3 separate regions of the Homo sapiens genome follow, and regions 1 and 3 are each linked to region 2. Evidence: read pairs that join two places in POLR2A ChIA-PET (ENCODE). Cell type or tissue: CD4-positive, alpha-beta T cell. All regions are shown on one strand. Links, peaks and the distances in the headings refer to the core of each region. The heading gives the core; the rest is flanking DNA.

Region 1 (10,985 bases), core at 4,716-9,715, 130 kb after region 2:
CTATCTTTGCAACTTTTCCGTCAATCAAAAATGATTCTGCAATTAAAAGTTTATTAAAAATTATAAAAGTACCTTAAGAAAATTCAAAACTCTTGTGTGTCCTTTATAGGTGAAAAGCTCTTACCGAAGCAACAAAATTCAGCAGACACCTCTTCAGCTTGAGTTCTTCACCATCTTTTGCAACTGAAATATGATGGATATGCTTAAGTACAACTGATGGCATGAAAAAAATCAAATTTTTGATTTATTATAAATGAATGTTGTCCCTGAACTTAGCTAAATGGTGCAACTTAGTTTCTCCTTGCTTTCATATTATCGAATTCGAATTTCCTGGCTTATAAACTTTTTAAATTACATTTGAAATATAAACCAAATGAAATATTTTACTGATAAGATTCTTCATGCTTCTTTGCTCTCCTTAAAATGTCTTTTTCACTAGTTAGTTCCAAGGGTCAGTCTCATAATTTTGTTCTTATACTTTGATTTCCTTTTTCTTTTTTTTTTTTTTTAATAGAGTTGGGGGATCTTTCTTTCTTTTTTTTTTTTTTTTTTTGAGATAGAGTCTCGCTCTGTTGCCCAGGCTGGAGTGCAGTGGCGTGATCTCAGCTCACTGCAACCTCCACCTCCTGGATACAAGCGATTCTGCTGCCTCAGTCTCCCGAGTAGCTGGGATTACAGGTTCCCGCCACCATGCCCAGCTAATTTTTGTATTTTTAGTAGAGACGGGGTTTCACCATCTTGGTCAGGCTGGTCTCGAACTCCTGACCTCGTGATCCACCTGCCTCGGCATCACAAAATGCTGGGATTACAGGCATGAGCCACCGCGTCCAGCCTAGAGTTGGGGGTCTTTCTATGTTGCCCAGGCTGGTCTTGAACTCCGGGCCTCTAGCAAGCCTCTCATCTCAGCCTCCCAAGGTGCTGGAATTACAGGTGTGAGCCACTGCACCATACTTTGGTTTCTTAGCAGGAGATTTTGGTTCACAGTAACCCAGCTCTCTTTCATCTAAGAACTTTAGATGAGAAAAAAAAAAAATAGACTACAGATAACTATTCCCAGGCAGTTATGGTACATTTAGCCAACACTTTTGCCTCTTCTCATGTTATCTGTTAGTATTAATGCTGACAAAGCAAGATTTTTTGCGAAACAACACACCAAGCCTTGCTTTTACACTGCATTCCTCAGGAGGTTGTTTATTGTGTTGTTGATTTTCTTTCCCTTTTGAATATGAGATATCAGAGTAAGAAAACTCTGATCAGAGTTTTCTGAAAACTCTTATCAGAGTAAGAAAAATTTGATCAATGATCAAATTCAGTGACTCAATTTTGGTTAAATTTTATCCATCAATAGATGGATAAAAGTGTAAAATGATTTTTTTCACATTTCTTGTCCCATTTGATCCGTCAGCATCATTTTGCCCTGATGAAAATCTCACTTCCTAATTTCCCCTAGTTCTCCTCCTACACTTCTGATTCCATTTCATTTGTTGGGGTGGGGGAAGTAAGAGGCAAAACTATTTATCTTATACACTTATTGTGAAATCTCAGTGAGACAAAATGTCAAAGCACCTGGAACTTAGTAGGCACTCAACAAATTCAAGCACTCTGCCCTTTCCTCCACTTACCCTATAGCTGTGGGTGCTTTGCAGGGTTCTAGCTTGAGTCCACTCCTTTCACATCTCACGTTCCTAGATAGCATCATCTACTCCCATGGTTCTAACTGCCTCTTAGGACCCCAAAGTCTGTACTTCCAGTTTCTCCCTTACTATTGATCTTCAGAATGTCTCTCTTGCTAGCTGTGAAAATGAGTCCATCTGGATGTCCCCTAGACCTTGTCTACCCAACAAGTCCAATGATATCACTTAGTTGTTCAAGGTGAAAAATCCAGGTACCAATGACCCCTGAATTGCCTCATCGCACCTTTCTCCTTTTCCCCGATATCCAATCAGACACCCACTCTGTCACCGATACTCCACTTGAAAGCCCCAAGGGGTGATCTATTTTGTTTGCTGCTGTATTCCCAGTGCCTAGAACAATGCCTGACACCAGTAGGTATCTACTCAATCATTTTGTTTGCTGCTGTATTCCCAGTGCCTAGAACAATGCCTGACACCAGTAGGTATCTACTCAATCACTTATTGAATGAATTAATCTGTCCTCTCCTCTTTGCTGACATAAATGTAGTCCAAACCTTATTACCTCTTTGGCAAATCATGTTCATACCCTCTAAACTAACCTTCCTGCCTCTAGAAACTCCAGCTTCCCTTGCCTTCTCTCCAGTCCATCCTATACACTGTGTACCATGAGTTAAATTGTGAATTTTTTGTTCTTTTCTTTTTCTTTTTCTTTCTTTCTGTTTTTTTTTTTTTTTTTTTTTTTTTTTTTTTTTTTTTTGAGACATAGTTTCGCTCTTGTTGCCCAGGCTGGAGTGCAATGGCGTGATCTCTGCTCACTGCAACCTCCACCTCCCGGGTTCAAGCAATTCTCCTGCCTCAGCCTCCTGAGTAGCTGGGAATACAGGCATGTGCCACCACCCCAGTTAATTTTGTATTTTTGGTACAGACACGGTTTCTCCATGTTGGTCAGGCTGGTCTTGAACTCCTGACCTCAGGTGATCCACCTGCCTCGGCCTCCCAAAGTGCTGGGATTACAGGCATGAGCCACTGCGCCCAGCCAAATTGTGAATTTTCTAAAACAAACAGACCCCAGTATTTTCCTTGGTTCTTCACAGTGTAGCCTCATTTTACCTCTTTAGCCCACTCTCCTGCCAATTCTTCACTCATAAAATTCCCAATCTTCCCTGCCTTCAACATACATACTTTTTTAAAATTTCAAATTCCAATTGTTCATTGCTGGTATATAGGAAAGCAATTGACTTTTGTACATTAACCTTATATCCTGTGACCTTGCCATAACTGCTTATTAGTTTCAGGAGACTTTTTGTATGTGTTTCTATATAGACAATCATGTTGACTGTGAACAAAGACAGTTTTATTCCTCCTTCCCAATCTGTATAAAGCTACATTTCCTTATCTGGTCTTATTAGCTAGGATTCTGGTATGATATTAAATAGGAACATGAGAGTAAACATCTTTGCCTTGTTCCTGACCTAGGGGAAAATCATATAGTCTCTCATCATTAAGTATGATGTAGGTTTTTTGTAGATATTCTGTATATGATTGATGAAGATCCCCTCTATTTCAAGTATACTGAGCATTTTTTTTTTTTTTGAAATGGAGTCTTGCTCTGTCGCCCGGGCTGGAGGGCAGTGGCGCGGTCTCAGCTCACTGCAAGCTCTGCCTCCCAGGTTCACGTCATTCTCCTGCCTCAGCCTCCTGAGTAGCTGGGACTACAGGCGCCTGCCACCACGCCCGGCTAATTTTTTTGTATTTTTAGTAGAGACGGGGTTTCACTGTGTTAGCCAGGATGGTCTTGATCTCCTGACCTCGTGATCCACTCACCTTGGCCTCCCAAAGGGCTGGGATTACAGGCGTGAGCCACCGCACCCAGCCTTTTTTTTTTTTTTTTTTAATTAGAGACGGGGTCTTGTTTTGTTGCCCAGGCTGGTCTCAAACTCCCGAGCTCAAGTGATCCTCCTGCCTTGGCCTCCAAAAGTGCTGGGATTACATGCATACCTGGCCTACTGAGCATTTTTATCTTGAATGAGTGTTGGATTTTGTCAAATGCTTTTTCTGTACCTATTAATACAATCATGATTTTTTCCTCTTTAGTATGTTGATATGATGGGTTACATTAATTGATTTTCAAATGTTGAATCAGTCTTGCATACCTGGAATAAATCCCACTTGGTCATAATATATCATTCTTTTTACACATTATTGCATTTGATTTGCTAATATTTTGTTAAGGATTTTTGCATCTATGTTTATGAGAGACTGTAGTTTTCCCTTTCTTGTCATGTCTTTATCTGATTTTAGTATTAGAGTAATGCTGGTCTCCTAGAGTCAGTTAGGGTGTGTTCCCTTAGCTTCTATTTTTTTGGAAGCTATTGTAGAGAATTGGTATGATTTCTTTCTTAGAAAAAAAATTTTAAGGAAATATTTCTGGGTCAAAGATTTATTTCTTAAATGTTTGATCAATCATCAGTGAACCCATCTAAGCCTGGTGCTTTCTATTATAGAAGGTTATTAGTTATTGATTTAGTTTAACAGGTATAGGCCTATTCAAATTTTCTATTTCTCCTTGTGTGAGTTATGGAACACTATTCCTTTCAAAGAACTGGCCCATTGCATGGGTTTGGGCCATAATCCCAAAAGACACAATCTTGAATGTTATAATCCCAAATGATGAAATCCTGAAAGATCAAAATCCCTGAAGTCCAAAATCCCCAAAATTCCAATCCCAAATGATTAAAATCCTGAAAATATAATTCTTGACAAAATAATTTTAAAAATTCTTTAAAATTCTTTATTTATATTTTTTAAAGGAGATTTGAGAAACATAAAAACACAACAGAGCACTTCATAGACCATTTTAGACAATAAAACAGGAAATAATAACATACTTTTTTTATTTTTATTTTTTATTGAGACAGGGTCTCACTTTGTCACCCAGGCTGGAGTGCAGTGGTACAATCTCAGCTCACTCCAACCTCCGCCTCCTGGGCTCAAGTGTTAATTTTTGTATTTTTACTACAGACAGGGTTTCACTATGTTGGCCAGGCAGGTCTCCAACTCCTAACCTCAAGTGATCCGCCCACTTCAGCCTCTCAAAGTCAGGGATTACAGGTGTGAGCCACTGTGCCCGGCCTCCTCAGTCCATTTTTAATACTGAAGGTATAAATTGTATAAAGATGTTTAGAAAGTTCTAATTCATTTTATGCATTTTTGCAAATTTGACTCCATGAAAGTGCATTATCACGAAGCTGAATTTGTGTAAGCATTGTGCATGTATGTAAAAACATTGCAACTTCCTCAATAAAATATCTTCTTTTTGTACATCCATATTTGTGAAAGATAAAATATTTTGAGATCTTGGCTTTTTGGGCAACTGCATGTGTGGTGGTAACTCACTGCGGATTTTTATTGATTTTGTCAAAAGACTTATATTGTCCATCTTGGTATTTCAGATGACCACAGTTATAAAGTTGAGTGCACACAATTACCAATCATATATGTTAATACATTTTACTTTTTGGCCTATTTCTTTATGAATACAGTTCATCTACTCATAACTCTTATACTTATGAGACTGTTGTTAGGATACCTGAATGTTTATGCTTGCAAAGATACGTGTATTATTGGCCGGGTGTGGTGTGGCTCATACCTGTAATTATAGCACTTTGGGAGGTCGAGGTGGGAGGATCACTTGAACCCAGGAGTTAGGGACTAACCTGGGCAATATAAAATAAATATATTGTAGAGTTGAGGCCTACGGGGCTTAGCAGGTGTTCTCGCCATGTACGGAGATGAGAGATTGTAATAAATAAAGACACAGGACAAAGAGATAAAGAGAAAACAGCTGGGCCCAGGGGACCACTACCATTAAGACACGGAGACAGGTAGTGGTCCCGAATGGCTGGGCACGCTGATATTTATTGCATACAAGACCAGGGGGCAGGGTAAGGAGGGTGAATCTTCTAAGTGATTGACAAGTTGAAGCAAGTCATGTGATCATAGGACAGGGGGCCCTTCCCTTTTAGGTAGCTGAAGCAGAGAGAAGGTGGCATACATCAGCGTTTTCTTCTATGCACTTATAAGAAAGGTCAAAGACTTTAAGCCTTTCACTATTTCTTCTACCGTTATCTACTACGAACTTCAAAGAGGAACCAGGAGTGCTGGAGGAGCATGAAAGTGGACAAGGAGCGTGACCACTGAAGCACAGCACCACAGGGAGGGGTTTAGGCCTCCGGATAACTGTGGGCAGGCCTGGATAACATCCAGCCTCCCACAAGAAGCTGGTGGAGCAGAGTGTTCCCTGACTCCACCAAGGAAAGGAGACTCCCTTTTGCGGTCTGCTACGTCGTGGGTGTCTTCCCAGACACTGGCATTACCGCTTGACCAAGGAGCCCTCAAGCGGCCCTTATGCGGGCGTGACAGAAGGCTCAGCTCTTGCCTTCTAGGTAACTTGTCACAATGTGCTTTCAGCACCTGACCCTATACCCGCTGGTTATTCCTAGGTTATATTAGTAATGCAACAAAGAGTAATATTAAAAGCTAATGATTAATAATGTTTATAATAATGATTGATAATTGTCCACGATCATCTCTATATCTAATTTGTATTATGACTATTCTTATTCTATTTTCTTTATTATACTGAAACAGTTTGTGCCTTTAGTCTCTTGCCTCGGCACCTAGGTAATCCTTCGCCCACAATATATAATAATTAAAAAAATTAAATTTAGCTGTTCATGGTAGCACCTGTAGTCCCAGCTACTCAGGAGTCTGAGGCAGGAGAATCGCTTGAACCTGGAGGCGGAGGCTGCAGTGAGCCGAGATCGTGCCATTGCACTCCAGCCTGGGTGACAGAGCAAGACTCCGTCTCCAAAAAAAAAAAAAAAAAAATGAGGAGACAGAGAAAAATGGAGGAATAGAAGACTGCAGCTATCATCCCCCTCCACAAGGACACCAATTTAACAACTTCATGAGGTGTTAAAAATCAGGTGAGCACTCATAGTACCTGCTCTTAACTTTATAATGCTGAAAGAGACACCGAAGAAATAGCAAAAACAGTCCTGAATCACTGACGCCCCTCTGCCCCTGCAGCTGTGTTGTGGTACTGAGGATATCTCTGCGTGCACGGGAGGGAGAACACAGCAACTGTGATGCACTGAACTCAGTGCTGTCCTGTTACGGCAGGAAGGAAAACCACACCCAACTCAGCTGACGCCTGCCCATGGAGGGAGCATTTAATAACAGCCCTACCCAGAGGGGAATCACTGATCCCAGTGGTCTAAACTTGAGTTCCTGCAAACCTCACCACCGAGGGCTACAGTCTGGGTCTCCAAGTAAACTTGAAAGGCAGCCCAGGCCATGAAGACTGCAGATCTCAGGCGAGTTCTAGTGCTGAACTAGGCCCAGAGGCAGTTAACTGGGAGGGCAGGTGACATACTGAGACACCAGCTAAGGCAGCCAAGGGCGTGCTGGCGTCACCCCTTCCCTAACTCCAGGCTGCACAGCCCGTGGCTCCAAAGGAGACCCTTTCCTTCTGCTTGTGGAGAGGAGAAAGAAGAGTGGGGAGGACTTCATCTTGCATCTTGGATACCAGTTCAGCTGCGGCAGAATAGGGGACTGGGAAGAGTCGTGAGGCCCCCATTCCAGGCCCTAGTTCCCAGATGACATTTCTAGACACACCATGGGTCAGAAGGAAACCCACTACCTTGAAGAAAAGGACTCAGTCCTGGCAGCATTCATCACCTGCTAACTGAAGGTTGGCAGGACCCTGAATAACCAGCAGTTACATTTAGGTACTATGTCAAGGCCCTTGGTTGAGCCTCTGAGACTTGCTGGCTTCAGGTGAGACTCAGCACATTACTAGCTGTGGTGGCAACAAGGCAAAACTCCTTCTGTTTGAGAAAAGCAGAAGGAAAAGTAAAGAGGGCTTTGTCTTGCACCTTAGGTACCAGCACAGCCACAGTGGGGTAAAGCACCAAGTGGGCTCTTGAGGTCTCCGATTCCAGGACTTGACTGTTGGACACCATTTCTGCACCTGCCCCAGGCCAGAGGGGAACCCATTGCCCTGAAGGGCGAGTCCCAAGGCAGGAAGCATTCAACACAAGCTTGACTTAAGATACCTCGATGCTTAAGGGAATATTGGAGGTAGCCTGGCAGTACTCCTCGTGGCCTGGGTTGACAGTGGCTATGGGGTGAGGCTCCTCTGCATTTGGGAAGGGAAAGGAAGAGTGGGAAGGACTGCATCTGGTGGTCTGAATACCAGCTCAGCCACAGTACAATAGAACACCAGCTAGACTTCCAAGTTTTTTTACTCTAGTCCCTGATTCCCAAAAGGCACCTCTGGACTCACCTGGGGCCTGGGGGACCTCACGGCTCTGAAGGGAAGGACACAGGCCTGGCCGGCTTTGCCACCAGCTAATTGTAGAGCCCCAGGGCCTTCAGCAAACATAGGCAGTAGCCAGGAAGTGGTTACAGCCAGCCTTGGCAAGCCCCACTGCTGTGCTGGCTTCAGGTCTGACCCAATGCAGTCATAGTGGTGGTGGCCACAGGGATGCTTGTGTCACTCCACCGCCGGCTTTATGTGGCTCAGAACAAGGAGAGTGAGACTCTTTTTGCTTGGAAGAAAGTAACAGAATGGAACAGGAGTCTCTCTGCCTGATAATGCAGAGAATTCTTCTGGATCTTTTCCAAGACCATCAAGGTAGTACCTCCATGAGTCTGCAAGAAAACAGTGTTACTGGGATTGGGGTGCTCTCTAAATCAGATACAGCTTACATCACAATATCCAAGTACTTTCAAATATCTGGAAAGCCTTTCTAAGAGGGATGGGTACAAATAAGCCTAGACAGTGAAGACTACAATAAATACTTCACTCTTCAATGCCCAGACACTGAAGAACATTTACTAACATCAACACCATCCAGGAAAACATGACCTCCCAAATGAACTAAATGAGCCACCAGGGACCAATCCTGGAGAAACAGAGATGTGTGACCTTTCAGGCAGAGAATTCAAAATAGCTGTGTTGAGGAAACTCAAGAAATTCAAGATAACACAGAGAAGGAATTCAAAATTATATCAGATACATTTAACAAAAAGATTAAAATAAAAAGAATCAAACTGAGATTCCAGAGCTAAAAATGCAATTGGCATACTGAACAATGCATTAGAGGCTTTCAGTAGCAGAATTGATCAAGCAGAAGAAAGAATTAGTGAGCCTGAAGACAGGCTATTTGAAAATACACAGTCAGGGCCAGTCATGGTGGCTCATGCCTGTAATCACAGCATTTCAGGAGGTCGAGGCAGAAGGATCACTTGAGCCCAGGAGTTTGAGTCTAGCCTAGACAATGTAGTGAGACCCCCCCCCTCCTTAAAAAAATAAAAAAGGCCAGGCGCAGTGGCTCATGCCTATAATCCCAGCACTTTGGGGAGGCCAAGGCAGGTGGATCACCTGAGGTTGGGAGTTCGAGACCAGCTTGACCAAGATGGAGAAACCCTATCTCTACTAAAAATACAAAATTAGCCGGGTATGGTGGCACATGTCTGTAATCCCAGCTACTTGGGAGGCTGAGGCAGGAGAATAGCTTGAACCTGGGAGGCGGAGGTTGCAGTGAGCCAAGATCATACCACTGCACTCCACCCTGGGCAACAGAGCCAGGCTCCATCTCAAAACAAAACAAAACAAAAAAAAGAGCTAAAGAGAGAGTTAGGCCCCAATACAATAATAGCTGGAGACTTCGACACCCCACTTTCAGCACTGGATGGATCTTCCAGGCAGAAAAATCAATAAAGAAACATCAGACTTAATCTGCACAATAGACCAAATGGATCCAGTAGATAATTACGGAACATTTCATCCAATGGCTGTGGAATACACATGCTTTTCCTCAGCATATGGATCATTCTCAAGGATGGATCATTTTAATAAGAAATTTAAAAATTTCTTGGAACAAATGCTAATGGGAGCACAACATACCAAAATCTATGGGATACAGCAAAAGCAGTACTAAGAGGGAAGCTTATCGTTATAGTGCCTACATCAAAAAAGAGGGAAACTTATAGTGCCTACATTAAATAAACAATCTAATGATGCATCTTAAAGAATTAGGAAAACAAGAGCAAACCAAATCCAAAATTAGTAGAAGAAATAATAAAGATCAGAACAGAAATAAATGAAATTAAAATGAAGTAAACAATACAAAAATCAATGAAACAAAAAGTTGGTTTTTTGAAAAGTTAAGCAAAATTGACAAGCTTTTAGCCAGACTAAGAAAAAAAGAGAGATCTAAATTTACCTTCAGTATTGAAAATAATGCGAAGATGAAATACATAGCATATCGAGTTGGCATTATGTGTAAAGGGGCAGAAGCCATACATGATTAAATAATTTGGCATAAGAGATTTCTTGTATTTTTGGCCTGTGTTTTCACTTCTATGATCTTCAAAACACTCACAGTACTTGTATTTGGGGAGTGGTTGTGGTCTACAAATTTCGTAAGTACCTGCTGTCCATCTGAAAGTCTGGTTATTTCTCAGCCATTGCAATTAGGTGATTTTCTACGTTTGCAGCACGAATAACAATTAACTTTTAAACTGTTTCACTGTTAAGTAGCCTCATACACTTAACACAGCCTTTTTGCAAGGGAACAATTTCACAGATCTCTTCCATTGTGTGGTAAGCAATACAGTAAGAAGAAATGATGTTCAGCTTCCCCAATACCAAATCTGTATTAGTCAGGGTTCTCTAGAGAGACAGAACCAATAGGATATGAGAGGAAATTTATTAGGGAACTTGGCTCATGCAATTATGGTGGCTGAAAAGACCCACGGTGAGGCCATCCGAAAGCTGGAGACCTTGGGATACCGGTAGCATGGTTCAGTCCAACTCCAAAGGCCTCAGAACCAGGAAAGCTGATGGTGCAACTATCCATCTGAGGCCAAAAGCCTCAGGATCCAGGGGGCCACTGGTGTAAGTTCCGGAGTCCGAAGGCTGGCAAACCTGGAGTTCTGGGTCCAAGACAGGAGAAGAAAAGTCTGTCCCAGATCTCAGAGAGAGACCAATTTGCCTTCTATATTTGTTCTGTTTGGGACCCTGGTCAAGTAGTTGGTGCCTCCCAACAATGAGGGCAGATCATCCCCCACTTAGTCCACTCAGACTCACATTCTAATCTCTGAAAACACTCTCACAGCCACATCCAAAATAATGCTTTACCAGGTTTCTAGGTATTCCTTAATCCATTCAAGTTGACACCTAAAATTATGTCCACTGTCCACCCCTTGTCAATTTGGCACTCATTTGCATCCCCTTAAATCACACTTAATTTCCAAATAAAGACAAAAAGGCTATGGTTC
Region 2 (10,985 bases), core at 2,573-7,572:
TTGGCTGGCTTGAATAATTTCAGCGGGCTCTGGGGTGGAGGGAGTGTCTCTAGTTGTCAGGGGCCAGGTAGCAGGCCCTGGGGTGATTAGGCCAGGCAGACAGTGGCCTAGAGTGTAAGAAAACAATAAAGGACATGATTGAAGCCGGGCACAGTGGTGCACACCTGTAATGCCAGCACTTTGGGAGGCCGGGGCAGGCAGATCAGTTGAGCTCCAGGAGTTCAAGACCAGCCTGGGCACCATGGCAATACCCCGTCTCTACTAAAAATACAGAAATTAGCCAGGCGTGCAGTGAACTTAAATCACTCCACTGCACTCCAGCCTGGGCAACAGAGTGAGACCCTGTCTCAAAAAAAGAAGGTGATTTGGGTATGAGCTCTGGACTAGCTGGTTTGCATATGAAATGCACGCTCCCAGGTGGGTGAAGCATTTATTATCTCTAGGTATTGACTAGCCCTGGGAATGGCAGTCTCTCTAGGGTCACAAGGCCCCAGATGTCAAATATCAAATACAGAAACTAGAAAATGTGGTTATTACACTTGACAAAGTTTGTCGCACTTTCTAATCTTCTTATTCAAGCCAAGGAACAATAGCCTTCATGCCAATATGTCTTAAAATATAAAAATCTAACTTTAATTTGCCTATATTTCAGACATGCCTTCTCACTGAGACCACATATATATCCCAAATTTATTTTATTTTAATAGGTTGACATATTATTTATTGCTGCATAGCAAATTACTTCACAAGTGATTAAAAACAGCAAACATTTGTTATCTGTGGGTTTGGAAGGCAGGTGCAGCTTAGCCAGGTGGTTTTGGGTCCAGTTGTGTCACGTGGCCGTAACAAGGTGTCAGCCAGGGCCTCTGTTCTCTAAGACCGCACAAAGTGGGGGCTGCTTCCAAGCTCCCTCACGTGGTTGTTGGAAGGCCTCAGGTCTTAGACACATGGACCTCTCCACCTTACAGCTACCTTAGGACGTGGCAGCTGGCTTCTTCAAGTGGGAACAACTCAAGAGAGAGCAAGAGAAAGCATTCAAGAAGCCACAATCTCTCTGGAACCTAATCTCAGAAGTGGCATACCATCATTTCTCCCATACTCTGTTCATCAGAAGTGAGTCACTAGGTCCAGCCCCAACTCAAAGGGAGGAGATTACATGAAGGAATAAATACCATGAGTAGGGACCACCTTTGAGGCTGCCTACCGCAGTTGAAAACTATACTTCGGTATTTCAAGGCCAGGTGTCATGGCTCATGCCTGTAATCCCAGCACTTTGGGAGGCCGAGGCGGGTGGGTCACTTGAGGCCAGGAGTTTGAGACCTGCCTACCCAACATGGAGAAACCCCTTCTCTACCAAAAATACAAAAATGAGCCAGGCGTGGTGGCACATGCACGTAGTCCCAGCTACTCAGGAGGCTGAAGCAGAAAAACTGCTTGAACCTGGGAGGTGGAGGTTGCAGTGAGCCGAGATCGTACTGCTGCATGCCAGCCTGGGTGACAGAGAATTGCTTTTCTTTGTACTGTGTATTTTATTTTTTGCATTTGAAAATAGTATTCTGAGAAGAGGTCCAAAGGCTTCACTAGCTGTATATATAACACAGACAAAGAGTCCCTGCTTCAGTGCCAGACAGATTTGGGTCCAAACCCTGCCTCACCCACCAGCCATGTGGACCTTGAGCAATAACTTCACCTTTGCAGGCATCGGTTGCTCCAACAATAAAATGGACATAATAACAGCATATATCATAGACTTGTTGTAAGGGTTAAATGAAGTCATGCAAAACATTAACATTCTGCCCAGAATATATTAACAAATGGTAGTTATCATCAGTTTAGAAAAGAGCGTGCCTAAATTTCATATGTGTGCATAGTGTTCTACTTCACATGATTATAGAAGCCTGGGATCATGTTTATTAGTGGTCGGGTTCTACTCTTTCTTCCGTTGTATATTTTAAATACCTTAACAAATGTGATGAAGCCTAACGTGTTGGTACCAGATCCCTTACCAAAAGCACCACATAGGCCAGGTGTAGTGGCTCACACCTGTAATCCCAGCACTTTGGGAGGCCAAGGCGGGCAGGTAACTTGAGGTCAGGAGTTGGAGACCAGCCTGGCCAACATGATGAAACCCCGTCTCTACTAAAAATACAAAAATTAGCTGGGCGTGGTGGTGTGTGCCTGTAATCCCAGCTACTCAGGAGACTGAGGCAGGAAAATTGCTTGGACCCAGGAGGCGGAGGTTGCAGTGACCCAAGATCACGCCACTGCACTCCAGCCTGGGTGGCAGAGCAACACTCTGTCTCAAACAAAAACAAACAAACAAAAAACAAAACAAAACAAAAAACACACGACAAAAAAATACCAAGTATTATTATATCCAGATGTATTATATTAACACAAATGACATAAGCATAAGAACGAAATACTGGGCCAAAACGTCCATAGCGGGGAAATGCATAATCCAGCAACCTTCTTACCCATAAAATCTCAGGCCTGATGGTTTGCATTTTCAATGCATTGGCCACTTGTTACACAGTATGCAGGTGACTGCTGTGGAAGATGAGTTGGACTGGAAAAAGATTAAAACCTCTTTCTTCCAGCCACCTGCTTCTGACCAGGTGTTCCTTCCTGCCAATGCAGTACAAAAAGGAAGAGGCAGAGAAGGACCGCAGTTACTCTGTCATCATGTGATCTGTGTTTGTGAATCACGTTTGACAGAGGGCTTGTGCTATCCAGGAATCCAGTAACCATTCAGAGTCAGCGTGGACACCTGAGAGTCAGGAATGGCTTGCTGCCTCCATCTGTTAGTTTCCCTGAGTCTGGAGACCAGGAAGGCAGGATCTGGAATGGGCAAGTGCAGTGTTTTCTCATATTCTGACTTGGAGTCAGGACCCAGGTAGAAACTGCTGGTTCCACTTTGGTAGAGAGCCTCTCCCCGAGCTGGCCTCCTTTGCCCTGGCATGTCCAGCACACAAAGGAGGACATTATTAATATAAACGAGCGGACAGCATCTGTTGCCAGAGAGTCTTAATTAGTCCCCAGCTGGGACTGTGCCACGGGCACATTGCATGTTAGTTGTGATTTCCCAGAAACAATGAGGGAAGACCGAAAACACGAAAACACGTTGTTCCTCCACAGCCCCGCCCTCTCCTGCAACCTCACTCTCAATTCTGGGTTGTAGTTTTTCAAAACAGTACTAGAGAGTTTGATCTGAAATATCTTGATTAGTACTGGAATGAAAATGAATTAAAATTAAGCAAAATGTACATGGGATCTCTTGGTACTATTTCTTACCAACTGCATGTGAATCTACAATTACCTCAGAATAAAAAGTTAAATTTTAAAAATTCAAGCTGCTCAGAATTTACTGTGACAGGAAGAAAGAAAGAAACTGAAAAGGAGGAGGAGGAGGAGGGAAAGAAGAAAGCCCTATTCTGAAAATCAACTTTCTATTTTTTTCTTAAATGGATTTCCTCAATCAAGTTATACCTATCCAAATGATATTCTGTGCCTAGTGGAAGGTTGTGGAACAGAAAATGACACCTGCTCTTTTCCTCTCCTTTCCCCTGACCAATCTGACAAGATCCTTAATAGCAACTGTAAAGAGTATCTCCAGTATTATAAACGAGAGCTGGTCAAGGCCGCCCGCAGTGGCTCAGGCCTGTCATCCCAGAACTTTGGGAGGCTGAGACTGGAGGATCAATTGTGCCCAGGAGTTTGAGACCAACCTTGGTAACATAGGAAGACCCTATCTCTACAAAAAAAAAATGTTTTTTTAATTATCCGGGCGTGGTGGTGTGCACCCATAGTCCCATCTACTTGGGAGACTGAGGCAGGAGGATCACTTGAGCCTGGGAGGTCGAGGCTACAGTGAGCTATGATCACACTACTGCACTCTAGCCTGGGTCCTGGGTGACAGAGTGAGGCCCTGTCTCAAAAAAATAAAAATAAAGAGAGCTGGTCAGAGTTGCTGACTCCCCTCCAGAGAGAAGGACAGAGAAGATACACTTTTCATGATAAATCCTTTTAGACTTCTAAATTTTATAGTGTGTATATATACTACCTAGTCCCAAAATATTATTCCTCAAATCTTACATAAGGTCTAGCTCAAACAAGTCCTTCTTGATTAAGCCTTTCCCGTTTTACCACTTAGAATTCACCACTAATAGAGGGGTAGTGCTCAAGCCTGGCTGCCAGTAGAAAAACCTGAGAGATTTTTAAAAAATGCCCAAACTCGGTGCCCTCCCCAGACCAGTGGACTGAGAATCGTGGAGGGGAGGAGGTCAATCTGGGTATTTTTCAAAGCTCCTCAAGTAATGTTAATATGTACTCGGGGTTGAGAACTTTTGCCCTGACCCTTTATGGAGCCCATATTTAAGCACTCACCCTATGAGTAAACTGAGTAATTGATTAAAAAGTAAAAAACACTTTCACACCTTTTATCTCATTTGGTCTCTATAATAACAACACGTAAACTGGGCTTCATTTTCCCACTGCACAGAGGAGGAAGTGGAGAGCTGAGCTGCTAGAAGTTACCAAGGTCCCTTTGAGAGCTTCAGTTCTGCACTTCTTGTATTTGATCATCTCCCCTGAGATTAACAGATTTTGCTCTCCCCACCCAGAGCCCAGTATCGCACCTTTCATTCAAGCAGTTCAACCTCAATAACCAAAACAGTGAAAAATGAGTAGCTCAGCAGAACACCAGGAAGTCACTCCCAGTGACAGAACCCCACAGGGTGGTTCAGCTTCCTCATAGGTTTCTCACATTACGGGTAACAGTTCATCTTCCTGTTTCTTTCACTTCTTGTTTACCCCTATCAAAACCACCTCAGTCGCATATTTGAAATGCATTTTCCCAAGCCCCAGATTAATCAGAATCCCCGCGGGTGTTGTTCAAGTATATCTTGTGTGTATGTGTGTATCTGTGGGAAAATATACATAAAATTCACCATCTTAGCCCATTTTGTGTGTGGTTTAAGCAACAAATATTTATTTTCTCACAGTTCTGGAGGTTGGAAGTCTGCAATCAGAGCATCAGCATGGTCAGGTGAGGGTCCTCTTCCCAGCTGGCGGGGGTCCACCATCTCAAGGTGTCCTCACTTGGCCTGTTTGGCCTTTGCAGAAGACAGGCAGATCTGGAGAATGAGAGATTACTACAGACTTAATCAGGTGGCGGCCTCAATTGTAACTGCTATTCCTGATGTGGATTCATTCTGGAGCAAATCAGCCCATCCCCTGGTGCCTAGCAGGCAGCTACTGGTAGGCGAAGGCTTTCTTCTCCATCCCTGCATCTTGTGGCTCACTAACATGCACGTGAGCCTGGTATGCCAGGAACACGTGCTGCGCCAGCGGCTGGGCTTCCAGCGAGGTACAGAGAGGGGACACACGCCTTTCAGGGGGAGAAAGGGGCAGGGAGGGCCTCTAGGGACACCACGTCAGGACCCTCCCACTGCACCCAGGCCTTGGAGTGGGCCACCCTGCCCAGGACCCATCTTAACCATTTTTAAGTGCACCATTCAGTGGCAGTAAGTACATTCACATGTTGTGCTATCATCACCATGGTCTATCTCCAGAACTTTTTAATCTTCCCATACAGAAACACCTATTAAAGAACTTCCTATTCCCCTCTCCCCCAGCCCCTGTTAACCACCATTCACTTTCTGTTTCTAGGAGTTTGACTACTTTATTAGATTGCTGCAAAAGTAATTGTGGTTTCCATATTTAAAAAAAAATGGCAAAAGCTGCAATTAATTTGTTTTTTTGGTTTTTTTTTTTTTTTTTGAGACGGAGTTTCACTCTTGTTGCCCAGGCTGGAGTGCAATGGCACAATCTCAGCTCACTGTAACCTCTGCCTCCTGAGTTCAAGCGATTCTCCCGCCTCAGCCTCCTGAGTAGCTAGGATTACAGGCATGCGCCACCACACCCAGCTAATTTTGTATTGTTAGTAGAGACGGGGTTTCTCCATGTTGGTCAGGCTGGTCTCGAACTCCTGACCTCAGGTGATCCGCCTGCCTCCACCTCCCAAAGTGCTGGGATTACAGGCATGAGCCACTGTACCCAGCCTGCCTATTTTTTAATCGAATTATTTATTTTTATGTGGTTGAGTTGTAGGAGTTCTTTATATATTCTGGATATTAACTCCTTATCAGATCTATGGTTTACAGATATTTGCTCCCATTCTGCAGGTTGCCTTTCCACTCTGTTGATTGTTTCCTTTCCTGCACAGAAGTTTTTGCAGTCCCACTTGCTATTTTTGCTTTTGTCACCTGTGCTTTTGTGTCATACACTAGACATCATTGCCAAATCCAATGTCATGAAGATTTCCTCCTATATTTTCTCCTAAGAGTTTTATAGCTTCAGGTCTTACATTTAGGTCTTTAATACATTTTCAGTTAATTTTTGTACAGTCAAGAGTCCAATTTCATTCTTTTGCAGGTGGATATCCGGTTTTCCCAATTCCATTTGTTGAGAAACTATCCTTTCCCCATTGTGTTGTCTTGACACTCTTGTCAAAGATCATTTGATGATATACATGAGAGTTTATTTCTGGGCTCCTTATTCTGTACCATTGGTCTATATGTCTGTCTTTATGTCAGTGACATTCTGTTTTAATTACCCTACCTCTGTAATGCTTTAAAATCAGGAAGTGTGAGGCTTCCAGCCTTGTTTTCCTTTCTCAAGATGTTTTGGCTATTTTTGAGATTCTATATGGATTTTAGTATTTTTTTTCTATTTCTATAAACAATGACATTGGAATCTTTGATAAGCATTGCATTGGATCTGTATATTGCTTTGTGTAGTATGGATATTTTAATGCTTCCAATCCCTGAACATGAGATGTCTTTCTGTTTGTGTCTTATTTAATTTCATTTAGCAATGTTTTACAGTTTACTATATGCCTTTCACTTTCTTGGATAAGTATTTTATTTATTTGATGCTGTTGTAAATGGGATTGTTTTATTAACTTTTTTCAGATTACTCATTGTCAGTCTTTAAAAATGCAACTGATTTTTGTGCGCTGAATTTGTATCCTCCAACTTTGCTAAATGTATTAGTTCTAACAGTTTTTTATTTTTCTGGAATATTTCAGATTTTCTACAAATAAGATTATATTATTTGCAAACATATATAATTTTTTTCTTCCTTTCTAATTTGAGTGCCTTTTATTTCTTTTTCTTACCTAATTGTTTGGGCTAGTACTACCCATAGTATGTTGAGTAGAAATGTAGAAAATGGACATTCTTGTCTTGTTTCTGATCTTGAAAGAAAGCCTTCAGTTTTTCACCGCTGGGTATGATTATTAGCTATAGCCTTTATTATGTCAAGATAATTTCCTTCCATTTCTGAGCTGAGTCTGTACCTGCTCCTGTACCTGTTCTCAGAAAAAGCCAGCTATGGGTGAAGAGACGGTGTGGAGAGAGGCCCACCAAAAACCTGGCAGGCTTCAGAGTTTTCTAGTGCTGAGTGGTCAAGTGTCCCTCTGGTCTGCTTAACACTTCCTCTACCTAACCCTTCCTCAGAAATCACTGTCTTCCCTCATTCAAGAGGAGGAGAAAGAGAGTGAACAGTGTACCAAGTGCTGACATGCATTATCTCATTGAAGCCTCACTAGGTATTACTATCTGCATTTTGTAGATGAGAGAAGTGAGGCTCGTGAAGTTTAAGCAACTTGCACAACCAGCGTCAAATAAGTGGACAATTAGAAGTGGTGGAGATTGGACCCTAAAATGAGTCTTTCCAGACATAATACCCAGGTTCTTCCCACTGTAGCTCCTTCTCTCATTCATTCAACGAATGCCTACTACGTGCCTTTCCCTGTGCTAGGAGCTCAGAGAACTACAAGGAAAAGCAAGATGTGGCACCTGCATTCAAGGAAACCACTGCTAAGAGAGGATATAAATGCCAAATCTGTAATTATAACAGATAGAAAAAAGTGCTACAGGGTGTAAACACTATGGGAGCACAGACAAGCAGGGATTCTGGGGTATGAGTTGAGATCCGCTCACCCAAAGCAATGTCCAGTCCTGCAAGCGCCTTTTACAGTAAGTGCCCTATATAGGTGTACCATTTTTAATATTTTATACTGTATTTTTATTATACTTTTCCTACATTTAAATACACAAATACCATTGTGTTACAGTTGCCTAGAGTATTCAGTATAGTAACATGCTGTACAGGTTTGTACCTAGGAGAACTAGGCTATACCATATAGCCTAGGTGTGTAGTAGGCTATACCATCTAGGTTTGTGTAAGTGCACTCTATGATGTTCACACAAGGACAAAATTGCTTACCAATGCATTTTCAAGAGTGTATCCCTGTTGTTAAATGATGCATGACTATATTATCATCATTATTATCCTCTGATCAAACTCTCCAGTGCCTTCCACTCTGACTCAGATAAAAGCTGAAGTCTTTACAGTGGCCTATGAAACCCAACATCAGGGGTGTCCAATCTTTTGGCTTCCCTGGGCCACATTGGAAGAATAATTGTCTTGGGCTACACATAAAATATACTAACTCTAATGATAGCTGATGAGCTAAAAGAAAAAAAAATCTCATGATGGTTTAAGAAAGTTTACGTATTTGTGTTGGCTGCATTTAAAGCCATCCTGGACTGCATGAGGCCTGTGGGTACCTGCGGGTTGGACAAGCTTGCCCTACGTGTTCTGACCCCGGTTATCTCCTGTTTCTCTCACTCATGTTTTCTCTACTCAAGCCATCCTGACCTCTTTGCTCTTCCTTGAAAGTGCCAGGCATGCTCCCACCTCAGGACCTTTGCACATGCAGTACCTTTGCCTGGAGGGCTCTTCCCCAGGTCTCTGCCTGGCTCGCTGCATAATTCCTCCACATTTCTGCTCACATGTCACTTTCCCTGACTACCCTATCAAAAATTGCAAACAACCCCACTGCAATACTTCCCTATTGTATTTTTCTCCATATTTTCTATTACCATCTAATATGCCACATAATCGATTTAGTTTTCCTATTTATCTGTTTCCCTCACTTAAGCTCTACCAGGGCAGAATTTTTGCCTGTTTCATTTGCTTCTGTAACCCCAGTATCTACAACAGTGCCTGACACAGAGTAGGTGCTCAATAACTGTTTATTCATTATATCAGTTAATTACTTAATGGCAAGTCTGCACTGACACTCCAACATCTCTGGTTTTATTAAATGTCTCTCATAACTGTGGTGATTATTTCTGTATTGGCAGACATGCAATTAATCCATTATGTACAATATGCAAACACTCTGTTGGAGACAGATACACAGTGACATATGAGACATGGCAGTCCCTTGTCTCCAAGAAGCTGTGGTTTGACCAGAAACGGAATATCTGAAATTGAGACAGTTCTCAAAAGTCTGGAAACCATGGTTCCCGGTGTCCCAGACTGGAATCTGCAGAAAGAGCAGCAGAGAGAAAGTCTTTGCCATGTCTTAAAAACTAAGTGTCTGGTCCAGTGGTCCACTGAGCATGTTGTTCATTCTGGGCCTGAGAACATCTAGTGAGGATAGCTAATGTTCATATAGTTCAGTGAAATTAATACTAATTAACAACCAGGTACACCATGAAACTATCTGAAGAAACCTGCTCCCTGGTTTTAATAGAGAAGTGGATTCTTGCCTGTGTTACTGTTAACTTTTACAATTGTGTCTTGTTAATGCTTTCCTGTCCATTTTTCCCATGATTGTGTCAATTTAGGGGAAGAGAGCAGAGTAGACATCATTTTCTCAAGATTTGCATCAAGTCAAACGGCACTTTTTTTCCCCTCCCAAACAGGACCATATTTGTCCTTTCCTTTGCTGAAAGTAGCACTAACATAGTAAGTGATAGGTCAGGTGTTACTTCCTTGCCCAGGTGTTGATTCTAATTTTGGCACCAAATCGTGTATATTTAAGCAGAAACCTCACAGAGGGTGTGTTTCACACTGTGCGCATATCAAAACAGGTTTCAGCTGGTGTGGGTGCCCACAATTCAACTAACTCCACCTGTGCAGTAACCAAACCCTCCTACAGAACAAAACCAACTTGAATGTTTGGCTGCAGTCAACAGTGATTAAGAACACAGTCCTGAAGCTTTGTATTCAGAAGGAAAATTCTTGTCTGTCACGCCCTCCACCACCCCCACCCACACCCACACCTCAGCCTAGGTGGGGTTGTTGAGTTTCATTCTTCCAAAGCACCCCTTTGCAATACTTAGCATGTCTGTAGTTGTGTGTTCGTTTGTGATTATCTGCCTTCCCTCACTATAGTGTCAGCTCAGTAAGGGACTGACTGTATTTTCACACTTGCTGCAGCATTCAAATGCCTTGCTCGGTAAGTGTGCAATACACATGCGCATTGATGAGTGGCTGACAACTTTCCAGCTGTGCCAAATGTATGGGGACGTAAAGAGGACCTCCAAATGTAACCAGAACACCCACATTTAATCCGAACTCTGCCCCCTTCTAGCTTTGTGACTCTGGAAGTCCTTCAGCCTCTCTGAGCTTCTATGTCTTCATCTGCAAAATAAAAATGATAATGATATTCTCCTCCGAGGCATTTCTAAGGAGTAAATGAGACTGACTTCTAAGTGCTCGGTAGACATCCAGTGGTCATAAGACAGATTCATTTAAATGGTAAACACGTTAAGCACTAATGTTATAAAATAACTGCTTAGTGGAAAATAAGATGAGATTTTAAAATTGAGGATATGGTCATCTATATCTTTGCCATTTAAAATAAGTTTGAGGGAAAAAAGGATACCCGTAAGCGCGTAGGAAATTGTGGAAGTGGCTGCAAATAAACGCGTATTTATTGTCTGCTTTATAGTTTCTAGACTGCAAGTGCCTTGTGCTACTTTATTTTCGAGTGCTGAATCCAGCCTAGGCACAGTCAATACATATTAACTAAATGGATGACCACCTGACCTATATCAGCTCTACATTTCCTCCAGCTGTTAATCTGCCCACTCCTTCAAGCACAAGGCATTTGACTAATACCT
Region 3 (10,985 bases), core at 1,615-6,614, 140 kb after region 2:
CCTTTCTTTATGTAGATCTGAGTTTCTAATCCATATCATTTTCCTTCTCTCTGGAAACCTTACTTTAACATTTCTTGCAAAGTATGTCTCCTGGCAAAAAAAGAATCCTTTTTTTTTTTTTTGAGACAGGGTCTCACACTATCACCCAGACTGGAGTGCAATGGTGCAATCTCAGCTCACTGCAACCTCCACCTCCCTGGCTCAAACAATCCTCCCATTTCAGCCTCCCAAGTAGCTGAGACCACAGGCACACACCACCATGCCTGGCTACTTTTATATTTTTTGTAGAGACGGGGTTTCGCCATGTTGCCCAAACTGGTCTTGAACTCCTGGGCTCAAGCAATACACCTGCCTTGGCCTCCCCAAATGTTGGGATTATAGGTCTGAGCCACTATGCCCAGCCTTAAATTTCCTTAGTTTTAGTCTTCATTTCTCCTTCACTATTTCTTTTTTTCAATTTGATTTTCTCTTTGCTTTTCTCCTTCACATTTGAAGGATAATTTTGCTGGATAAAATCCTATGTTTGTGAAGTTTTTCTTTTAACATCATAAATATTTCCATTCTGGCTCTTGCTTGCATGATTTCTGACAAGAAATCCAATGTTATTCATGTTTCTCTATATGTGTTTTTTTCTTCTGGCTTCTTTCAAGATTTTATGTTTTTGGTTTTCTACAGTTTAGATATACATCTAGGTGTCAATTTTTTGGTAGTTATTCTGCTTGGCCTTTTCTTAGCTTCCTGGATCTGTGGTTTAGTGTCTATTATTCATTTCAGAAAATTCTTAAACATTATTTCAAATTTTTTTTTTTTTTTTTTTTTTTTTGAGAAGGAGTCTCCCTCTGTTGCCCAGGCTGGAGTTCAGTGGCGTGCTCTCGGCTCACTGCAAGCTCTGCCTCCCGGGTTCATGCCATTCTCTTGCCTCAGCCTCCCGAGTAGCTGGGACTACAGGCGCCTGCCACCACTCCTGGCTAATTTTTTGTATTTTTAGTAGAGACGGGGTTTCACCATGTTAGCCAGATCTCCTGACCTCGTGATCCGCCCACCTCGGCCTCCCAAAGTGCTGGGATTACAGGTGTGAGCCACCGTGCCCGGCCTATTTCAAATATTTCTTCTCTTCCTCTTTCTTTTCCTTCTGGTATCCCCATTACACATGTGACACGACAGAGTCTCGCTCTGTCGCCCAGGCTGGAGTGCAGTGGCGTGATACCAGCTCACTGCAAGCTCTGCCTCCCGGGTTCACGCCATTCTCCTGCCTCAGCCTACCAAGTAGCTGGGACTATAGGCACCCACCACCACTGGCTAATTTTTTGTATTTTTTAGTTGAGACGGTGTTTCACCGTGTTAACCAGGCTGGTCTCAATCTCCTGACCTTGTGATGTGCCCGCCTCGGCCTCCCAAAGTGCTGGGATTACAGGCGTGAGCCACCGCGCCTGACCACATGTGACACCTTTTATATTGTTCTCCAGTTCTTGGATATTCTGTCCCAATTTTTTTTTTTTCATTCCTTTTTCTCTTTGCATTTCAGTTTAGGAAGTTTCTATTGACATATTATCAGGCTGTTTCTTTCCTTGGCCAAGTAGACTAATGATAAGCCCATCAAAGGCATTCATTTCTGTGAGAGTGTTTTTTTCTTTATTTCTAGCATTTCAAATCTTTAGAGTTCCCATCTCTCTGCTTATATTACCGATCTGTTCTTGAACTTGTCTATTTTTTTCCATTAGAGTCCTCAGCATGTTAATCATAGTTGTTTTAATTTCCTGGTCTGATCATTCCAGCACTCCTGCCATATCTTAGTCTGGTTCAGTTGCTGGTATAGCTCTTCAGATTGTGTTTTTTCTAACCTTTTAGCATGCTTTATAATTTTTTGGTTGAAAGCCACACATGATGCATCAAGTAATAGGTAATGAGGCTTTTTTTTTTTTTTTTTTGAGACAGTCTTGCTCTGTGTCCATGACTGGAATGCAGTGGCACAATCTCGGCTCACTGCAACCTCTGCCTCCCAGGTTCAAGTGATTCTCCTGCCTCAGCCTCCCAAATAGCTGGATTACAGGCGTGCACCACCACACCTGGCTAATTTTTCTGTTTTTAGTAGAGACGGGGTTTTGCCATGTTGCCCAGGCTGGTTTTGAACTCCTGGTGTCAGTGATCCGCCCACCTCAGCCTCTCAAAGTGCTGGGATTACAGGCATGAGCCACCGCACCCAGCCAGTAACTAGGCTTTTAATATGAGGCTTTATATTAATTTGGATAGGAGCTGGGCTGTATTTGAGGTTTACTGTAGCTGTCATTGTTACCATTTTACTTTTTTATATATATTTATTTTTACCATTTAAGAAAATATCTAAATAATTACCATTTTAGTGTTCCTAGCAGTCACTGACCAGCAGCCTCTTCTCCCAGTAAGCTGATCCCAATTGTGATTCTCTGTATTTGCCTGTCTCTCCAGGGTTTTGAGTGGTGGTTTGTCCTATGACTTTAATTCTTCCATGGATCTAAGAAAAGCCATTGATATTCCAATCTGTACAGTTTTTTGTTTGTTTTTGCTGTGAGGAGGGATGTGATGACTTCCAAGCTCTTTACATGTTGGAGCTGATACTAAAAGTCACCTACATACTTTTTCAAGTCCTTTCCCCATGTTTTTCTATAAAGCTCAGCTAAAATAACCCTCTGTGGAGGCCTTCCCTGACTTCTCTCTCCTAACTGAAGAGCTACTCTCTGTGTGCTCTAGTAGCTGGAGCAAATACAAGTATTAAACTTACTGTCTCTTGGCTCTTTGACTCTTTGGATGCCTGGAGAACAGGCATTATGACTCATCTTTGTATTTCTAGCATAGGGCATAAATCAATGTCTGCTGAACCGAAGGAAAAGGGAACAAAATACTCTTCGCTAACTAAAAACAAAGTACTACTTTTATTTGGCTCATTTCTCCATTTATTAGAATAACCACATTTGGAGAGGCATGAAGCACTTAAGTTTTACATGACTACAAAGTTATCACAAATCTCAAACTTTTTAGCCACAGATATTTCACCTCTGTTTAAAGAAAAAGCTTTCAAAACATCTGAGTTAGCTTAATACACAGAGACCCTGAAATATATGGGAACTACATATTTTAAATGCTTGTACTTCCTGCTCTAATAATGTCTTCTTTAAACGGAATCCAGCATAAAAGGGATTGAAATGTATAAGGTCATGATGCAAATGCTTTGGAGATAGTGAAACTGATCTGCACAACATGGAAAAAGATGTCATGTGCACAGAAGTTCTGCAAGGATTCACTGAGCCATCTGGGCTTCCATGGCTTGTGCTGTCCATTCTGGTGCTGTTTGACTAATTTTCTCCAAAAGGTTATTCACTTGGAAACAAAGTGATTGGATCTGCTTATCCCACGTTGGCAGGGCTTCTCGTGCTAAGGGGAAAAAAAATGTACAAAATTAAAATTATTCCTTTGTATTCACAGCAACTGTGAGTTAAAAGATATATACTTTTTACATGCCTATTCTTGGAAGAGGCATGTTCCTTTTAAATACCTAAAAAACAGAAAAAAGCTATTCAAAAAAAATAAAAACAATAAATACTTTTCTTTTTTGAGATGGAGTCTTGCTCTGTCACTCAGGCTAGACTGCAGTGGCAGGATCTCGGCTCACTGCAACCTCCACCTCCTGAGTTCAAGCGATTCTCCTGACTCAGCCTCCCAAGCAGCTGAGATTACAGGCACCTGCCACCGTGACTAATTTCTGTATTTCTAGTAGAGATGGGGTTTCACCACCTTGGCCAGGCTGGTCTTGAACTCCTGACCTCATGATCCACCCGCCTTGGCCTGCCAAAGTGCTGGGATTACAGGCATGAGCCACCGCGTCCAGCCAATACTTCTATTAGCTTTTAAAAGTCTAAAACTCAGGCCAGGCATGGTGGCTCACGCCTGTAACCCCAGCATTTTGGGAGGCCGAGGCAGGCAGATCACCTGAGGTCAGGAGTTTGAGACCAGCCCGGCCAACATGGCAAAACCGTGTCTCTACTAAAAATACAAAGATTAAAGAATTAAAAAAAAAAAAAGAAAAGTAAAAATACAAAAATTAGCCGGGCGTGGTGGCGGGCGCCTGTAATACCAGCTACTCGGGAGGCTGAGACAGGAGAATCACTTGAACCCAGGAGGTAGAGGTTGCAGTGAGCCAAGATCGTACCACTGCACTCCAGCCTGGGCGACAAGAGTGAAACTCCATCTCCAAAAAAAAAAAAAAAAACCTCTAAAAAATCTTGGCTAATAAAACTAAGCTATTTAAACAGCAGTTAAGAAAAGTGTTTTTTCTTTTTTTAAATTTCTAGCATTTCAAAAGTACCCAAATTACTGGCACAAGGTATAAAACAAATACATACAGATGCATGTTATTACTACTACTAGTGAAAACGAAATAAAACCGACTAACCCAACAACCTCAACCACAACAAAAAAAGACTGAGGCTGTCTTTTCATCACCAAGGCTTGCAGATTCCTAAGACACTGCCACCTACTGGGGAAAGCAAGTCTGTTTACACATTCAAATCTGTACTTGACTGAAGGATAAATATCATACCATTTAAATCCCTCAAAAAAAGTCATCTTGAATCCACCAGGGTTTTCTCTTACCAACACTATATAGTTAGAAATAAAAAATTGAGAGGAATGTCCCATTCAAAACAGTACCAAAATTTACAAAAAAGGGCACATATTTAGTGAAAAAGCAACCTATAAAATCTTTTTTTTTTTTTGAGACGGAGTCTCACTCTGTCATCTGGGCTGGAGTGCAGTGGCGCGATATCAGCTCACTGCAACCTCCACCTCCCAGGTTCAAGGGATTCTCCTGCTTCAGCCTCCCAAGTAGCTGGGACTACAGGCATGCACCACTACGCCCAGCTAATTTTTGTATTTTTAGTAGAGACGGGGTTTCACCATGTTGGTTGGCCAGGATGGTCTCAATCTCTTGACCTCGTGATCCGCCCGCCTCAGCCTCCCAAAGTGCTGGGATTACAGGCGTGAGCCACTACGCCCAGCCGCAACCTATAAAATCTTAATAAAGGGCAAAAGATAACTTGAGTAGACACAAATCACATTCCCAGGTGGAAATATACAATAACATAAAAATATCAATCCTTCTCCTTTAATAAATAAATTTAAAGAAATCCCAAAGACAATCCCCCTTTTTTTTTCTATTTTGCTTTCTAACCAGGCCAAAATTATTAAAGTTAACATAAAAAAATTGGTGTTTGAGAATGGCCAAGATAATTCTGAAAATGAAAACCAGTGGTGGAATTGAGGTATATACATCCAATGAAATGCTATTCGGCTATAAAAATGAATGAAGCACTGATTACCTGCCATGACATGGATGAACCCTAAAGATACTATGCTGAGTGGAATCAGCCAAAAGGTCACATGTCACATATTGTATGATTCCATTTATATGAACTATCCAGACTAGGTAAATCCAGAGACAGAAGATGGATTGGTGGTTGCCAGAAGCTGGGGGAAGGAAGGAATGGAGAGTAACTGCTTAAAGGGCAAGGGCTTCCTTTGGAAAGATGAAAATGTCGTGAAACTAGACAGAGATAGAGGTTGTACAACATTGTAAATATACTACAGGCCATTGAATTGTTTACTTTAAAATGGCTACTGTTCTGTTAGGTGAATTTCCTTCTTTTTTTCTTTTATCCTGTAGAAATGGGGTCTCGTTATGTTGCCTAGGCTAGACTTGAACTCTTGAGCTCAAGCAATTCTTCCACCTCAACCTCCCAAAGCATTGGGGTCACAATCATAAGCCACTGTGCCCAGCCCATGTGAATTTCAATTTAACAAAAAAAAAGGAGTGGGAAGCAGGAGTTGCTTTACCAATACTAAAATTTATTATAAATTTGTTTATTACCATATTATTGCAGATCAGTGGAACCAGAGTACAGAAATAGATGCAAACATATATGTGGAACCTAATCAGATATGTCAAAGATCACAATTTAATCAGAAAGGATGTTTTATTTAATAAATGATACTTGGATAATTGGCTATTCACCTAGAAAAAAACAACTAGACCATAACCTAAAATTATCCACAAAAATGAACTGTAGATGGATTAAATTCCTAAATGTAAAATAATATTAGAAAAATTTAGGAAAACACTAGTTTTATTCCAAGGTAGAAGAGTCTTTCCTAATCAATACAGGAAATTCAAAAGCCATAAAATAAAACATTGACCTATTTGAGTGCAAAAAAATTTAAAAATGTGTTTATGTTATGTATTGTCTTCCAGAAGAAAACCTGACAGAATTCGGCCGGGTGCAGTGCAGTGGCTCATGCCTGTAATCCCAGCACTTTGGGAGGCTGAGGCAGGCTGATCACCTGAGGTTGGGAGTTCAAGACCAGGCTGACCAATATAGAGAAACCCTGTCTCTACTAAAAATACAAAATTAGCCGGGCATGGTGGTGCATGAGCGTGGTGGTGCGTGCCTGTAGTCCCAGCTACTTGGGAGGCTGAGGCAGGAGAATCGCTTGGACCCAGGAGGTGGAGGTTGTGGTCAACCGAGATTGAGCCATCGCACTCCAGCCTGGGCAACAAGAGCGAAAGAAACTCCATCTCAAAAAGAAAAAGAAAAAGAAAACCTGACAGAATGGAAAAAAATATTTGTGACACATATTACAGATAAAGTTAAAATTATCAGCCAGGCAGCCAGGAGCGGTAGCTCACGTCTGTAATCCCAGCACTTTGGGAGGCCGAGGCGGGCGGATCACGAGGTCATGAGATCAAGACCATCCTGGCCAACATGGTGAAACCCCGTCTCTATTAAAATACAAAAAATTAGCTGGGTATGGTGGCGTGTGCCTGTAGTCCCAGCTATTCAGGAGGCTGAGGCAGGGGAATCCCTTGAACCCAAGAGGTGGAGGTTGCAGTGAGCCGAGATTGCGCCACTGCACTCCAGTCTGGCAACAGAGCAAGACTCCCATCTCAAAAAAAAAAAAGCCAGGCACAATAGCTCATACCTATAATCCTAGCAGTTTGGAAGGCTGAGGCAGGAGGATCACTTGAGGCCAGGAGCTCAAGACCAGCCTAGGCAACACCACAAGACCCCATCTCAAGAAGAAAAACAACTAGCCAGGTGCGGTGTGTACACCTGTAGTCCTTCCTAGCTACTAGGGAGGCTGAAGCAGGAGGACAGCTTGAGCTCAGGAGTTTGAGGCAACAGTGAGCTATGATCATACCACTGCACCTCAGCCTGGGCAACACAGCGAGTTGTCTCTTAAGAAAAAAAAATCATTATAACAAAAGCTACAGCAAATTGATACTGGAAGGCCAGAAGGAGAGTTGTGAGGGAAGGGAGGAAATAGACAAGCAACATTAATGCACAGAAGGGGAAATGCTATATTACTCATCATATGCTGTGTTTGTTTATTCAACACTTATTTCTCATTTACAATGTGCCAGACACTGGAACAGATGTTGGATGTACCATGGAAAATAAGACAGACTTAATACCTATCACCAGGAAGCTTAACTTGGAAACAGAAACAGACATTTAGACAAATAGTTACACAACTGAAAATAACTAAAATAAATTCTAGGAAGAAATTCAGGCTGACATGAGAATATATAATTTAAAGCCATATCTAATCTGGAAAGTCAGGAAAATCATTACTGATTAAGGATATTCAAATTGAGACATGGGACAAAGAGAAGATGGCTGGAAAGGGGTAAATATTTCAGAATGTTTGATAGGGGGAAGAATTTGCAATGCTGAAAAAAATAAAAAGAAGACTTATGCAAGAGAAAGCTAGAAAGGACCAGGACCAGCTTTTGGGAGACTTTGTAGAACTTTGTTCTACAAGCAATGGGGAAGACATTCATTACAGTGTAAACAAAAGAATAACATGATTTAACTATTTGTTTATTTCTTTTTTATGCTTGCATTTTTTAAAAGAAAATAATCACTCCAGCTGTACTAGGGAACTGAACTAGAAAGGAGCAATTGTAGATATGAGAAGGAAAGAAAGAGGTTATTTCTCAACACCTGAAGAGGTTATAATAGTAGGGTTCAGAATAGGTTGGTGATAGTAAGAAATGAAGAAAAGGACCCAATACAGTGGCTCACACCTATAGTCCCAGCACTTCAGGGATTTTGGAGGTTGAGGTGGGAGGATGGTTTGAGCCCAAGGATAAGGAGTATTGGAGAAAGCTAACAATACAGTTTTGGGATGGCTGGCTGGTTAGTCGTGGGGGACACACAAGAAGGGAAGATAATAAATTCAGTTTTTGATATGTTCATGCTAAGATGCCCATGAAGCAATCAGGTAGAAACACCTTAGTAGTAAACTAGAACCATGGGGCTGGGACTTAGAATCACTCTAGAAAGGTAAATGTAGGCATTGTCTATGCAGAGACAGTAACTGAATCAAAGGAAATAGATGAGATTACCCATGGAAACTCAGTAGCATAAGTGGGGAAAGGTCTAGGATTAAGCCCTAAGTAACTAGTATTTAAACTTAAAGGTACTACAGATTCTACAAAGATGACTATGAAGGATAGCTGGAGATATAAGAGGAAAAGTAGAATCGGATGGAAGAGATGACAAAAGTCAAGCTGTGGTGGTGGGGTGAAGGTTCAAAAAGTAGTGAGAGATCAACACTATTTGATATGTTGAAAAGTCAAGATGAGATTTGGAAGATAAAAGGATTTTCATTAAAATGGAGGAGTCCTGAGGATGTGTAAATATTGATGGAAAGAAGCCAGTAGGAAAAAAAGGATAAAATCAGACAAAAATAACTGCTAACCTCAGGTTCCTAAACCAGTGTTTTTTGGTGGGAGGGGAAAGGGAAAGGATCAGAGAAAAGGTCCAAAGCCCAAGTGGAACAACCAGACAGGGTGACGAAAACCATCTGCAGTAAAACACGAAGGAAGAAAAAGATTCACATCTATATCTAAAATTAAAGTGTTTCTACATCTGATAAAGAAGTTAAAATTTCAAATTGAATGAGAGAAAAAAATAACTAAAAAAGGAAATTAAAATATTTCATACTGATGGCTTTTTTCCCCTTTGAAATAGGAAACAAGGTTTTCTACTGAGAATAAATGGGGAGAAAAGTCAGAGATTTAAGAAAAACCAAACCTGAAATAGTCATTGCAAAGGAGGAAAAAGAGTGGACTACAGAAATGTACCATGAATCCTATGTAGTGCTGAGGACCTGTGACCTCGAATTTAGAGAGGTATCAGCCTGTCTGATGCCCGACTCTTCTCCAGCACAAAAAAGATTATGCTAACTGGAAGAAAACAGAAGAGTCAATGGACCAGAAACTCCAATAAGGTCAAGGAAGAATTGAACTGAGAGTAACGGAGACAGACCACAGACCACTAGAGAAACAAGAAAAAGGTTATGGCCAGAGTGAGATATTTCAAATAAAAATTTTGCAAGTGGAAAAGTTCTGGGTACAGCAAGGTCCAGGGTGTAAATGAGGTGGGAATAAGGAGCTGGGAAGGTATTAGACAATGAAAAAGTCAAGGGATCCACTTACCTGTCTGCCTCCATTAGTTTAATGAGTTGCTGAATAGGAAATGCAACTGTCATTTCCATATGCCTGATACATGGTATGTGGTCAATAAATATTTGATGCATAAATGAATGAACTGATACAACAATTTGAGTTTCAAATTTTTCCTTAACATAGAAAATCCTGCAGTAAGTAGATTCATGAATATAATTTTTTTTTTTTTTTTTGAGACAGAGTCTCGCTTTGTCACCCAGGTTGGAGTGCAGTGCTGCAATTTCGGCTCACTGCAACTTCTGCCTCCTAGGTTTAAGTGATTCTCCTGCCTCAGCCTCCTGAGTAGCTGGGACTACAGGTGCCTGTCACCACACCTGGCTAATTTTTATATTTTTAGTAGAGGCAGGGTTTCACCGTGTTGGCCAGGCTGATCTCAAACTCCTGACCTCAAGTGATCCACCTTTCTTGGCCTCCCAAAGTGCTGGGATTACAGGCATGAGCCGCCATGCCCAGCCTCATGAATATAACTTCTTAAAAATTATTTTAAATTATTTCTTTGGGAAATAAGCTCATTCCAGTAGTAAGATTCTGAGTCAAAGGAAACTGTCCAACATGTTTTAATCACAAATATAACAGTTCACTGCTATTTCATTATGACAGAAATACACAAAACCTCTTACTTTCAAAATGAACTATTCCATCAATCTGGTCAATAAATCCATTCATACGTCCTTCGGTTATCATTTGAGATGCTATCTTTTCCGCCTATTGGGGGAAAAAAAAACTCTCAGAAACTTTATCATATCTTTTAGTTATTCACATATGAAAAGAGAACAGAAAGCTTCTGGTTTAACTACCATCACTAAACTTTACATATACATTAATCTGCCACTAGAAGAGTAAATCTTGTAAATCTGGCTATTTCCCAATTCTTGCTGTACATAAGCCATTATTTTAAGTTAACTGGGATCTGTTTTTCTTGTGAGATTTTGGACAAGAATATAACTATCATTTTCTCCTCTGCTCAAAAGCAAACTATCAATTTTTCTTCTTACTAGGATCCATACCTCAAAAAAACCCAAACAAACTAGTTTTTCTTATTTTATTTCAATTTCCACAGTATTTGCTACCCCAGAAACTCTTTAAAAATTGAAAGGTAGATGGTGAAATTCAAAAAGAAATTGAAAGGGTTTAAAAGACAATTAAAAGAAAGCAAAAGGTCTACTACCTAACTCCTGAAGACATACTTAATGTTTACTGTGCATAAGCAAACTGGATTGTGACCTGGTCATTTATTAATTTTGACCATCTTCACAATCAATCCTATCAGTCCTGAACAGATTGTGACTAGCATTTATTGTTAAAAATATATTCACCTCCAATAGTCTCAGCAAGAGATCATACCTTAAAGCCTCAAGAAGAAAGTCTCTTTTAATGGTAACTTAAACCTTGACTCCCAAATTGTTCTTCCTTTACTGTGTAT

The links. Peaks named below come from ENCODE experiments on the same cell type or tissue, not always from the same donor. Only the 100,000 strongest peaks of a DNase experiment are listed, where the experiment ranks them.
Region 1: POLR2A ChIA-PET joins it to region 2 with 13 read pairs; 10 of 35 experiments call an interaction of 5 or more read pairs at or near these places.
Region 3: POLR2A ChIA-PET joins it to region 2 with 10 read pairs; 10 of 35 experiments call an interaction of 5 or more read pairs at or near these places.

What each region holds. Positions count from the first base shown.
Region 1 is chr4:83,080,096-83,091,080 of GRCh38, reverse strand. It overlaps PLAC8 (placenta associated 8), which reads left to right. Exons shown (of 5, transcript NM_016619.3): 5 at 110-1,033. Among named protein-coding and RNA genes, the nearest start is that of PLAC8, 29 kb to the left of the region's middle. RefSeq lists an enhancer at 6,679-6,728. In CD4-positive, alpha-beta T cell, for the core only: a CTCF peak has its summit at 6,656; a DNase peak (open chromatin) is centred at 6,780; H3K27ac peaks cover 1,687 bases.
Region 2 is chr4:83,211,586-83,222,570 of GRCh38, reverse strand. No RefSeq gene overlaps it. Among named protein-coding and RNA genes, the nearest start is that of COQ2, 68 kb to the left of the region's middle. RefSeq lists enhancers at 968-1,067, 2,777-3,036, 5,494-5,563 and a silencer at 9,924-9,973. In CD4-positive, alpha-beta T cell, for the core only: no CTCF peak of the experiment used is centred there; DNase peaks (open chromatin) are centred at 2,680, 3,120, 4,720 and 5,320; H3K4me3 peaks cover 1,266 bases; H3K27ac peaks cover 3,198 bases.
Region 3 is chr4:83,067,720-83,078,704 of GRCh38, reverse strand. COPS4 (COP9 signalosome subunit 4) reads right to left here. Exons shown (of 10, transcript NM_016129.3): 9 at 10,183-10,267; 10 at 2,887-3,408. The coding sequence ends at 3,275. Among named protein-coding and RNA genes, the nearest start is that of COPS4, 38 kb to the right of the region's middle. In CD4-positive, alpha-beta T cell, for the core only: a CTCF peak has its summit at 4,529 (motif pointing left); a DNase peak (open chromatin) is centred at 4,484; H3K4me3 peaks cover 306 bases.